Linked DNA regions of Mus musculus: region 1 is linked to region 2. Evidence: chromatin loops called from intact Hi-C (ENCODE). Cell type or tissue: heart. All regions are shown on one strand. Each heading gives the region's core, and the rest is flanking DNA. Links, peaks and the distances in the headings are about the cores only. Region 1 holds the start of Ube2a (ubiquitin-conjugating enzyme E2A). Region 2 holds the start of Slc25a5 (solute carrier family 25 (mitochondrial carrier, adenine nucleotide translocator), member 5).

What was found. A loop is a pair of places that touch in the nucleus more often than their neighbours do. Peaks named below come from ENCODE experiments on the same cell type or tissue, not always from the same donor. Only the 100,000 strongest peaks of a DNase experiment are listed, where the experiment ranks them.
Region 1: a loop joins it to region 2, with 5 times the contacts of the local background. A loop is called at or near these places in 1 of 42 quality-filtered maps.

What each region holds. Positions count from the first base shown.
Region 1 is chrX:36,871,556-36,876,921 of GRCm38, forward strand. Ube2a (ubiquitin-conjugating enzyme E2A) reads left to right here and starts at 2,740. Exons shown (of 6, transcript NM_019668.4): 1 at 2,740-2,974; 2 at 3,156-3,236; 3 at 3,612-3,637. The coding sequence starts at 2,931. In heart, for the core only: no CTCF peak of the experiment used is centred there; a DNase peak (open chromatin) is centred at 2,736; H3K4me3 peaks cover 1,970 bases; H3K27ac peaks cover 1,382 bases; H3K27me3 peaks cover 307 bases.
Region 2 is chrX:36,793,194-36,798,559 of GRCm38, forward strand. Slc25a5 (solute carrier family 25 (mitochondrial carrier, adenine nucleotide translocator), member 5) reads left to right here and starts at 2,404. Exons shown (of 4, transcript NM_007451.4): 1 at 2,404-2,648; 2 at 3,650-4,136; 3 at 4,543-4,683; 4 at 5,194-5,366. The coding sequence starts at 2,538. The coding sequence ends at 5,351. In heart, for the core only: a CTCF peak has its summit at 3,182 (motif pointing right); DNase peaks (open chromatin) are centred at 2,408, 3,268 and 3,728; H3K4me3 peaks cover 1,653 bases; H3K27ac peaks cover 1,908 bases.

The sequences.
Region 1 (5,366 bases), core at 69-5,068, 78 kb after region 2:
CACCAGGCAAGTACTGAACTGCATTTCAGTCAATTGACAAGAGTAACTACCACCTGAAGTTAGAGGATTTTTAAGATATAGAGATTATCAACATTGGGTCTGATATAATCAGAGAAGTTAGAGAAAGTACATTGCAGTCTCCTTGAAGAAAAATGTTCAAAGTAGGGAAAGGAGCTAATAATAGAGAAATATTCAGTTGGCAATGAAAAGGGGAGTAGGTCACATAGCAAAGAATGGAGGTGGCCTCTGGGAGCTGGGAGTGGTCCCAGTTTGGCAGTTAATAGTGAAATAGGGCTCCAAGCCCTATGACCACAAGGAACTAGACTTGACCTGCAGTTCATGGCTATCAGTTCAGCAGTGACAGAGAACAAATGCTCTTTTTGCAGGCCTTGCTTTTGCTCTTTTCATGTGTGAACTAGAAGACTTCGTGTTCCTAGATGAGGAGAAAGGATATTTGAAATTTGTTTGGTAACCTTTTCCCACCAACAGCCATAATCCAACACTATTAGGGAAACTTGCTTTAACGGATTCATATGTTGGGGTTAATGGGGGGGTAACAATTGTTAGTCAGGAAGGCACTTGCCATTAAGTACCTAGGAAAATCACTACTGTTGGTATGTGCTTCCTACTCCTATGCACCTGATGACTTCTGGACATCTTCGCATGGCTGTTTCATCACTCCCAGGAGCTCAGGAAGTCCCACTCAAAATTTCTTCTCCCAGATGTGTCCCTTCACCCTTTATGCCTAGTTCTGTTAACGGCCACTTCAAAGCCCCACTGCTCTCAGGGTTTAAAGCATCATTCTTGCCACCACATTCAATCTATTGCCAAGTGCTCTTTATTTACCCCCCTCCTTTTCTCTGATGACTATAGAAGACTGGGCTCTCCGAGAGAGAGAGAGAGAGAGAGAGAGAGAGAGAGAGAGAGAGAGAGATTGATTTCAAAATGTGAGCAGGATTTAATGGGAAAGAAAATCTCTGTTGAAGACTGAAGCTGTAGTAGTTCCCATGGTAAAGGATGCGCTTGTCTCTGGGAGGTGAGATTGCCTGATACAGTGTTTCTCCTCCACAGTAGCAAAAGAGCCCTGCAGCTACTTTCTTGCTCTCTAGGGAGAAGATTCTGAATGCCCAGCTCTAATGGTGTCGCTTCCTGCCTCCACTACCTTCCAAGGATTCCATTAGCTTGGCATTCAAAACTCTCCCAGATTTAACTCAAACCTGCCTTTCTCATAATTTCCAGCATCCTTGTCTGCCCACTAAGTGACTTTTGGGTTGATCTTTGAAAATGCTTCTTTGAAACTGTTCTTGCTTTTGCAGGTCCCTATACTCCCTGGGAGGCTTGCCTGAGACTTGCAGCTTTTCCTGTGCGCCCTGCCTCTCCTTGCCGCCTCCGGTCCTTCCAATACTCTCCAGCTGGATAAGCTCATACCTCAGACTCTTCTAAACTAGCTGCTTGGCTTGCTGAATTACCAAGGGGAAATGTGGTTCCAGAGACAAATTGTGAGTACCCATAGAGATTGTAAAAAGTCTATTTTCCCTGGGAGAAGCTCTCATTTCTTTTTTTTCTTTCTTTCTTTCTTTTCTTTTCTTTCTTTTTTTTTTTTTCCGACACAGGGTTTCTCTGTGTAGCCCTGGCTGTCCTGGAACTCACTTTGTAGACCAGGCTGGCCTCGAACTCAGAAATCCGCCTGCCTCTGCCTCCCGAGTGCTGGGATTAAAGGCGTGCGCCACCACGGCGAAGCTCTCATTTCTGCCACTGCCCCCCAACATCATTTCATTCAGTCCTAGGGTTAAAAGTTGGGTTTGAATTGTGCACCCTCATCTCAAAGAAGATGGACCCAAAGTCCATTTTCATACTCAAGAGCTATTTATTTATTTATTTATTTATTTATATTACTTTCCCCATGACTTTAAGCAGTTACCCCAGCCTCTCGTGTCTACAGGACTGTGACCCTAACATCCTTGCCTTTGGAGAACTGCTTTGCCTGTGCCAAGTCTTTCCTCCACTCTTTTCTTTCAACTAATCTTCTCGCCTCTTTCCCCGACCCTAAACAGTAGTTGGCAGTTTAATAATTCATTCTTTGTCAAAACAGAAGAAAGGTTAAAGACATATTCCTGGCAGGCTGAGGTGACCTCCAAGTCCAGCCTCTGGGATTCACAGTGAGTCTGAGTTAGCCTGTGTTACATTAGATACTACAAGAGACCAACCCTACAATCAATCAGCCAATCAATCAATCAACAAATAAGTGGAGGAAGAAGGGGGAACCAATAACAAAACAAGAAGTAATTAAAAGACTGGCATGGTGGTGCACTCTTGTAATCCCAGCATTTGGGAGGTGAAAGCAGGAGAGTCAGGAGTTCAAAATCATGCTCAACGACACAGTGAGTTCGAGGTTCTCTGGCCTATAGGAGACTCTGTCTCAACAGAGGGGGAAAAAAGATAGAAAAAGAGCCCCTCCTTCCCGAAAAAAAGTAAGTACCTATAAAAAGAAAACTTCGCAGGGGTTCCTCTTCAAGTCAGCAAGTGGGGCCCGCGCTGCTCCCTGTTAAATCACCGGGACTTGAAGGTTTCCTTTGCTTCCCGCCTAGCCTTTTCCCCCAGGGAACTTGGCCACCTCCTCCCTTAGGTCCAGGGCCAGGGCTCTCAGGTGGGACGTGATTGACAGGTCAACTTTGGCTCTCCCCGCCCCGTGGCCGCCTTGGTACGGTCCGCCGGGCGTAAGGCGTTCCCCGCACCCCCCCGCGCGTTCTCCCCAGGTTGGTTCGGCCCCCGTCTACTCTGGGGTGGTGCTTAGCCGGCGCCAGACCGACCCTCGGCTCCGGAGCGGCAGTGCCGTCCCTCTCGGCGCCTCCTCGGCTTCTCCGGCTTCCTCGGCTTCCTCGGGGACCGCGGACCCTGGTATATGCCCGACTGCTGAGCCCGCTAAAGCCATGTCGACCCCGGCCCGGCGCCGCCTCATGAGGGACTTCAAGAGGTAACCCGCGTCCGCGAGGGCCAGGCGCTCGAGGGGGCGGCCTGCCTGCCCGCCTGCCTGCCTGCCTGCCGGGGGGCACAGGGCGGAGCCCGAAGCGGAGCGGCTCCGGGTGTGATGGGGAGGGGGATCCCGGCGGCGAATCGCGGGGCTGAGGGCAGCCGCTGTGTGTCTGTTTCTGAAGGTTACAGGAAGATCCTCCGGCCGGAGTGAGCGGGGCTCCGTCGGAGAACAACATAATGGTTTGGAATGCGGTCATTTTTGGGTGAGTCTGCGGGCCGGCTCTCGCCGGCGACCGGGGCAGGGAGGACCGGGGCCGGCCCCTAGACGAGCCGCGCATGGGGGGAAAGGGGAAGAGAGTTGGGGTTGCTTGGGCCTAGGCGCCTCCCCGGAGCCTCTGCCTCGATTAGCTGCCTTCTCTCTGCTAGGGGAACTCTTTGGGGTTCTTGGTGGCGAGGGGCAGCGGAGGCTGCGGCGGCCTGCGCCGCCTTTTCCTAACCCGGGACAGCGGTGCGGGACGGACCAGGCGGCAGGGATGGGAAACCTTGACAGAGCCGCCGCCTCTGAGGCTGCGGGGAGGCGGGGACCCTCTGAGCCGGCACTAACGGGCTCTTGTTTTTGTTTTTATTCTGTGTTGCAGGCCCGAAGGGACCCCGTTTGAGGATGGTAAGAGAGTTTCTTAGCCCACCTTTCAGGAGCCTACTCTTCAGGGGAAAGGGGGTCCCGGGTATCAGCAAGCGCCCCCCACTTAAAGAAGCGGCTTTGCCCCTGCCACCTCTGACCACCAAAGGCTCAAGTGAAATTCAGTGTGTGGCGGATTGTTCTGGCTAGACCTAGGCTTAATCAAAACTTCACTTTTTCCGTTCGTTTGTGTCGTCTCCCCCCCCCCCCGTTTAATCCATCCTGGGTGAAAGTAGTCACTTTTTAAAAGAAGTGCCACAGCGCTGGTATTCAGGGTTGTGGAGGTTTGAGCAGCCTTCTTGCTAACTTTAGCCCCCACAGAGATAATGCAGCAGGAAACCAGTTCACCAGCAACCATCTGGTCCACAAAGCGTTCCATCCCCAGGGCAAGAAGTGTGTTCAGCAGTGCTTAGTGTGTGGCTTGTTTAGTGCTGAATGGATGCAAGCTTCTCTGACATACAGTTGCCTGCCTGGCTTGAGCAATGTCACTAAGGTCACGAGCCTCACTTCTTTAGAGATGCTCTTCCATGTCTAATTTCAGTATAATGTTGTTCCTTGAGTTTTCAATTCATTTACAGTGTGTGTTTCCGGTTAGATCCTCTGACTGATAATCTCAAAGCAGTTTCAGAATTGAGATTTGCCTCACAGTAGCCCCCGTTTGGCCGGTATCCAGTCTACTTGAATGTTGAGTTTATATCAAGAGGTGCATAACAAACGATTTAGGCTTTAACTTTTTTTTGTTGTTGTTGTTTTTTGTTTTTTTCGAGACAGGGTTTCTCTGTACAGCCCTGGCTGTCCTGGAACTCACTCTGTAGACCAGGCTGGCCTCGAACTCAGAAATCTACCTGCCTCTGCCTCCTGAGTGCTGGGATTAAAGGCGTGTGCCACCGCTGCCCGGCTAGTCTCTGGTTCTTGATCATCTAACTAGTATCAGATATGCTTTCCATCTTGTGGGGTGGGCTTTAAGTCAAATCAAACATTGGTTGGTTATGCCACCATTGCACTAGCATTTTTTTTTCAGGCATAACAGTATTGTAGGTAATATGGAGAGGTTGCTGTTTGCCTTTCTCCTTTGGTAGCTGGGATCAAAGGCGTGCGCCACCACACCCGGCTAGGCTTTAACTTTTAAACACATAATAACTGCTCTTCAAAACTTGATATATTTATTGAATGCTGCCTTGCTGTCCTATGCCTTTCATTCTTGCACTTAGATGGCAGAGTGGGCAGGCAAGACTCCATGAGTTTGAGACTAGTCTAGTCTACTGTAATTTCAGGCCAGTCAGAGTTATCCTTGTCTTAAAAATAAAACAACAAGGAAAAGCCTTCCCCACTCTAATTTGACATAATTACAGATTCCTGTGCAGTTGAAATAAATACTATTAATGAGTCCCTGTAAACTCTTACCCAAGTCCCATTACCTTTTTGGCAATATCTTTTGTTTTTTTTGTTGTTGTTGTTTGTTTTTGTTTTTGTTTTTGGTTTTTTTTGAGACAGGGTTTCTCTGTGTAGCCCTGGCTGTCCTGGAACTCACTCTGTAGACCAGGCTGGCTTCCGATTCAGAAATTCACTACCTCTGCCTCCCAAGTGCTGGGATTATGGCAATATCTTGAATGACTACAATATCAGAATCAAAATTGGCAGTGATACAGTTTTATATGCATATACTAAATTGTGTGTGTTTGGTTTTGGGGCTATTTTTAAGGTTTCATTCATT
Region 2 (5,366 bases), core at 201-5,200:
TACTCTGAGGCCATCTTGTTAAGTGGAATAAGGCAGACTCAGAAAGATGAATGTTGCAGCTTTTTCTCATATGTAGAATCTGGGTTTAAATGTGTCTGTGTGTGTGTACATAAATGGCACAAATGTATAAAGGAAGATGGTAAAGGAAGATGGTAGGAACCAGTGAAAGGGAGTAATGAGGGGTAGATATGAGCAACCTATATGACAGACATGTGTAAAGAGGTGATGATGGAACTCATTATTACTATGCTATTAGTATCAAATAAAAACCTAGGGGCTGGGATTGTAGCTCCGCACTAGAGCACAGGTCTCACATGCAAGTAGTAGACATACTGGCTCAAATAAGGTAGTTCACAGAAACTTCTAAGGAAAAGGAGAATGTGCCTTGGAACCCCTATATGGAATGTGTCCATGATTTTGTATTGTTAAGTAGCTTGGAGCTAACAAGTAACAAACTCTACCCTTAGAAGGGCCTGAAACCCTCGAGGAAGCTGTAAGTGGACAGATATAGAGGTAGGAGAGGGCAAGTGACTGTGCTGGCTAGTCTTATGTCAACTTGACACAAGCTGGCGTCATCTGAGAAGGAAAGCTCAGTTGAGAAAATGCCTTCACCAGGCTGACCCTTGGGTAACCCTGTGGTGCACTTTCTTGTTTGATGATTGATATGAGTAGGCCCGGCTCATTGTGGGTGGGGCCACCACTGGGCTGGTGGGCATGCTACAAGAAAACATGCTGAGCAAGCCATTGGGAGCAAGCCAGTAAGCAGTTCTCCTCCAAAGCCTCTGCAACACCTGCCTCTAGGTTTCCTATCTGAGTTCTTGCTTACAGCTTGGACTACATGCTGTAAGATGAAATAAGCCTGGGCTGCGGAGATGGCTCAGCGGTTAAGAGCACTGACTGCTCTTCCAGAGGTCCTGAGTTCAAATCCCAGCAACCACATGGTGGCTCACAACCATCTGTAATGAGATCTGATGCCCTCTTCTGGTGTGTTGAAGACAGCTACAGTATATTTACATATCACAAGTAAACCTTAAAAAAAGAGATGAAATAAGCCCTCTCTCCTGAAGTTGTTTTGGGTCACGGTGTTTTATCACAGAAATCAAAGAAGCCCTAACTAAAACATCTACTATGTCTTAAGCATGGACAGGTACACTGGCATTTCACCTTTGGGAATTTTGAAGGTTGGACACCTATGGGTCAGATGCAGCTAAGTTTTCAACTGACGCCTTTATTTCTATAAAATAAACACTGGTTGTTTAGAAAGCAGTTTGGTGATCACATTATCTGCTTCTGTCCTGAACATGAGGGAGGATTCCTGATCTTCAGGTCGTTTGTAGCAAATATTTACTCGGCTCAGCATTAAGGGGCTCAGGGAACACAGGTCCATTGCCACTACCGTGGGAGTTCAGCAATCTAACAATCGAAGAGCACTTTACTTGGTGTCTGGAGTCAACTGCCAACTGCAATGTTAACCTTTTCAGCCTCTTATCCTTCTGGGTGTGCTCTGTATTTGGCTTCCAATTAAAATGATTTCCTCACCTTGAGTCTGTCCTTTGGACTTTCCAAGGCCAATTCCCTGAAAGATCTTTGTTAAGCTATTTGCAAACCAGTCTGGGGTATGCTGCCAGGATCGCACCCTGCTGGTAGGTACCTCAGTCTGGGGTATGCTGCCGGGATCGCATCCTGCTGGTAGGTACCTCAGTTTTCTCTGGCTCTGAAGACATTGTTCAAAGCAGTGTCAGGTCTAGGTAGTGAAGTTCACAGAACTTGACACAGAACCCCTCAGCCACCAAGATAAATGAATTTCATGTATAATGTGATGTTTTAAAAACTCAAAACCAATGCAAAAATCCTTGGATTGTTAATGTTAAGAACTTGACAGACAGGGATCCCATCCTGTACTAGTATGACCTTGGTTCATGTACCTCACTGTAATTCCAGTCCTGGTTCTACAATTAATTTTCGTTACAAAAATGGGTGAGTGAACTGCAGACCTTAAGTGTGTTTGAATGAAATCGATTAACATACCATTAGATATTTATCTCGATTCCTTAAGTTTGGGGAGGTTTTGTCTGTCTGAATCGTCTTCACCCTAGGCCTGGGTTGGTTTTTCTTGTTTTTTGTTTGTTTGTTTGTTTGTTTGTTTGTTTGTTTTGCTTGTCTTGTCGTTTGGGCACTTATCTTCACCCTTCCTCGCTATTCCCTGACACTTCTTAGGGTCCAGGTCCCCCAGTTGTAGGTACTCCTTGCAGCCTTTTCTTACTCTGGCCTGATCAGGTGCCAAGGGCAAGCGAGGCTGACAGGGCGACCTCCCAGGCTCCTCCCGCGTGTCCCGAGCCACTCAGCAGCTCTGCCATTCCGCGCGCCAGTACTGGGCGCCCGCCTTGGCCCGCCCCTTACGCCGGCAGCTCACCGCCTGGCTGCCGCTATATAAGTCGGCCATTTGCTTTGCTCCGCCCCAGAGCCCGGGAGTCAAAGCCGGTTGTCAACCCAGCCCTGTCCCGCACTCGCCTGCCTCTTCTTTTTTTGCTTTCAACATGACAGATGCCGCTGTGTCCTTCGCCAAGGACTTCTTGGCCGGTGGAGTGGCCGCAGCCATCTCCAAGACAGCGGTAGCACCCATCGAGAGGGTCAAGCTGCTGCTGCAGGTACGTTCTGAGATCGAGGGGCCCAGGCAGGAAGTAAAGGATCTGCACAGAAAGGGGGTACCCTAGCGGAAAAGTGGGGCTCAGTCTTTAGATTTGGGGGCAAGGTGAAGGCCGGGCCTAGCCAGTGTCAGATCGAAAGGCAACCGGGAGGAAGGCGCCTTTAAGGACCTGGAGTTTGAGTGTCGCAAGTGGTCGGGACCAGAGGGACCAGAGGCGCTCAGGGCCATCCCCGGCACAGAGAACTAGGATGGGGTTGCCCGAGAGGCTCTGTCTAGCCCGGATTTAGAGGCAAGGGCAATAGGCCTGAAAGCAGGCGCTGGAAAACAGAGTACCTGGCCTGACCGAAAACCTCAAGGTCACGGCAAGGAGATTACAGCTTTGGGCAGGCCACGCGGACCGGTTCTGCGGCCACGCAGCCGGCGAACAACGCGGTGTGGGCTCGCCGGCCGGCAGGCCGGAAGTGGACGCCGGGAAGAGCATGTGCCGGCTACGTCCGCCCCCGCGCAGCCCCTCGCCAGCCTTCCTGCCGCGCGCTCGCCGCGCACTGCCTCTAGGGGGCGCTCGCGGGCGAGCGTTTAGTCGTCGTCACCGCCACCCCTCCCGACAGGAGTGGGGGTGGGGCGGAAAGGGAGCAGCTCCGGAGACTAGAGAAGTTGACTGGTCACCAAGGTGACCGTGTCCTATGCAGGTCCCACCCTAATGCTTCTGAACCTGATCTGGAAGGAATGACCTTTCTTCCTGGTCTAAAGGTCATAGGTACGCTTGAGGGTGCCTCACTCACAGAAGTCGAGACTTACTACTTCTGATGGTGCTGCTCAATTCTTAAACACTTCCCCTACGCCCCCCAGTAGTGTCAGCAGTTAGAATTGTCCAGCTCATGTGATTCTGAAAGCTAGATTTGGAGAAAGGGGAACGAACCTTAACGATTTTATGTGTGTGTTCTTCCCTTTCCCCTTCTCTGTGATTATAACTGTCCCTATTGCCTTCTTCCTATCCATCAGGTGCAGCATGCCAGCAAGCAAATCACGGCAGATAAGCAATACAAGGGCATCATAGACTGCGTGGTTCGTATCCCCAAGGAACAGGGAGTCCTGTCCTTCTGGCGTGGGAACCTGGCCAATGTCATCAGATACTTCCCCACCCAGGCTCTCAACTTTGCCTTCAAAGATAAATACAAGCAGATCTTTCTGGGTGGTGTGGACAAGAGGACCCAGTTCTGGCGCTACTTTGCAGGGAACCTGGCATCAGGTGGTGCCGCTGGGGCTACATCCTTGTGCTTTGTGTACCCTCTTGATTTTGCCCGTACCCGTCTAGCAGCTGATGTGGGCAAAGCTGGAGCTGAAAGGGAATTCAAAGGCCTTGGTGACTGCCTGGTTAAGATCTACAAATCTGATGGGATTAAGGGCCTGTACCAAGGCTTTAATGTGTCAGTACAGGGCATTATCATCTACCGAGCTGCCTACTTTGGTATCTATGACACTGCAAAGGGTAAGTTTGCTATTTGCTTAGAGGCTGTGGGAGATGTGGGTACTTATTTGCAGTTATAGGAACTCAACCTAGGGCCTTGTGCATGCTAATCTAGTGCTGAGCTGTATCCCCAAACCCCAGGTTCCTATTTTTTCCTCCTCTTTGGGACAGGGTCTCACTGTGTATCCCTGGCTAGCCTAGAACCCAGTATGTAGACCAGGCTACCCATTCATAGCCATCCACCTTAAGACAGGGTAGCAAGGTCTTGCACCAATATAACAGAAGCCCACCACTCATTTTGTTTTTAATTGCTGAAGGAAGCCAGATTCTTCAAGTGTGAAGCTTGTGGTAGATAAAATGTTAGTTGGTTATAGTAAATAGGTCAGCAAAACTACATTTTGATTTTTTTTAATCTCTTATTTTTCAGGAATGCTCCCAGATCCCAAGAATACTCACATCTTCATCAGCTGGATGATTGCACAGTCTGTCACTGCTGTCGCTGGCCTGACTTCCTATCCTTTTGACACGGTTCGCCGTCGTATGATGATGCAGTCTGGACGCAAAGGAAGTAAGTTCGGCTTGATCGTAAGATAAAAAGTCATGGGAGTGAGGCAAGTTATGGCCAAAAATGAGTGGGTGGCTGCCTTTAATAACTACAGTCTAGGGCTAGAGATACAGCTCGGTGGTAGAGCATTAGCCCACCGTACTCAAGGCCCTATATTCAATCTCCAGTGTCATTGAAATGCTGTAGGCTCTGAAGGGGTGATGGACAGCATCCATGTTGTCTGCACAAGTGCCTGTGAGCAAACAGCCCTTTAGATGCCTATGACATGGCTGTCCCTGTTCTCCAGTCAATGCCTGTGCTAATGTGTAAATGCTTGGGTTTAAAACTGCCATTAAGTGCTTAGAATAGCTCAGTAGTAGAGAGCTTAGCATACACAAGGCCTAAGGTTCCATCCTTAGCATGGGGGGAAAAGGGGGGAAAATACTTTTTAAAGGTGGGGCTCGGTTCTGTATTAGGATTTTGGAGGTGTTCACTGGCTTTTAGTCATCAACTACATGTCTTTATTCTTTGCAGCTGATATCATGTACACAGGCACGCTTGACTGCTGGCGGAAGATCGCGCGCGATGAAGGGAGCAAGGCTTTTTTCAAGGGCGCATGGTCCAACGTTCTCAGAGGCATGGGTGGCGCCTTTGTGCTTGTCTTGTATGATGAGATCAAGAAATACACATAATTATGTCCTAGGTGT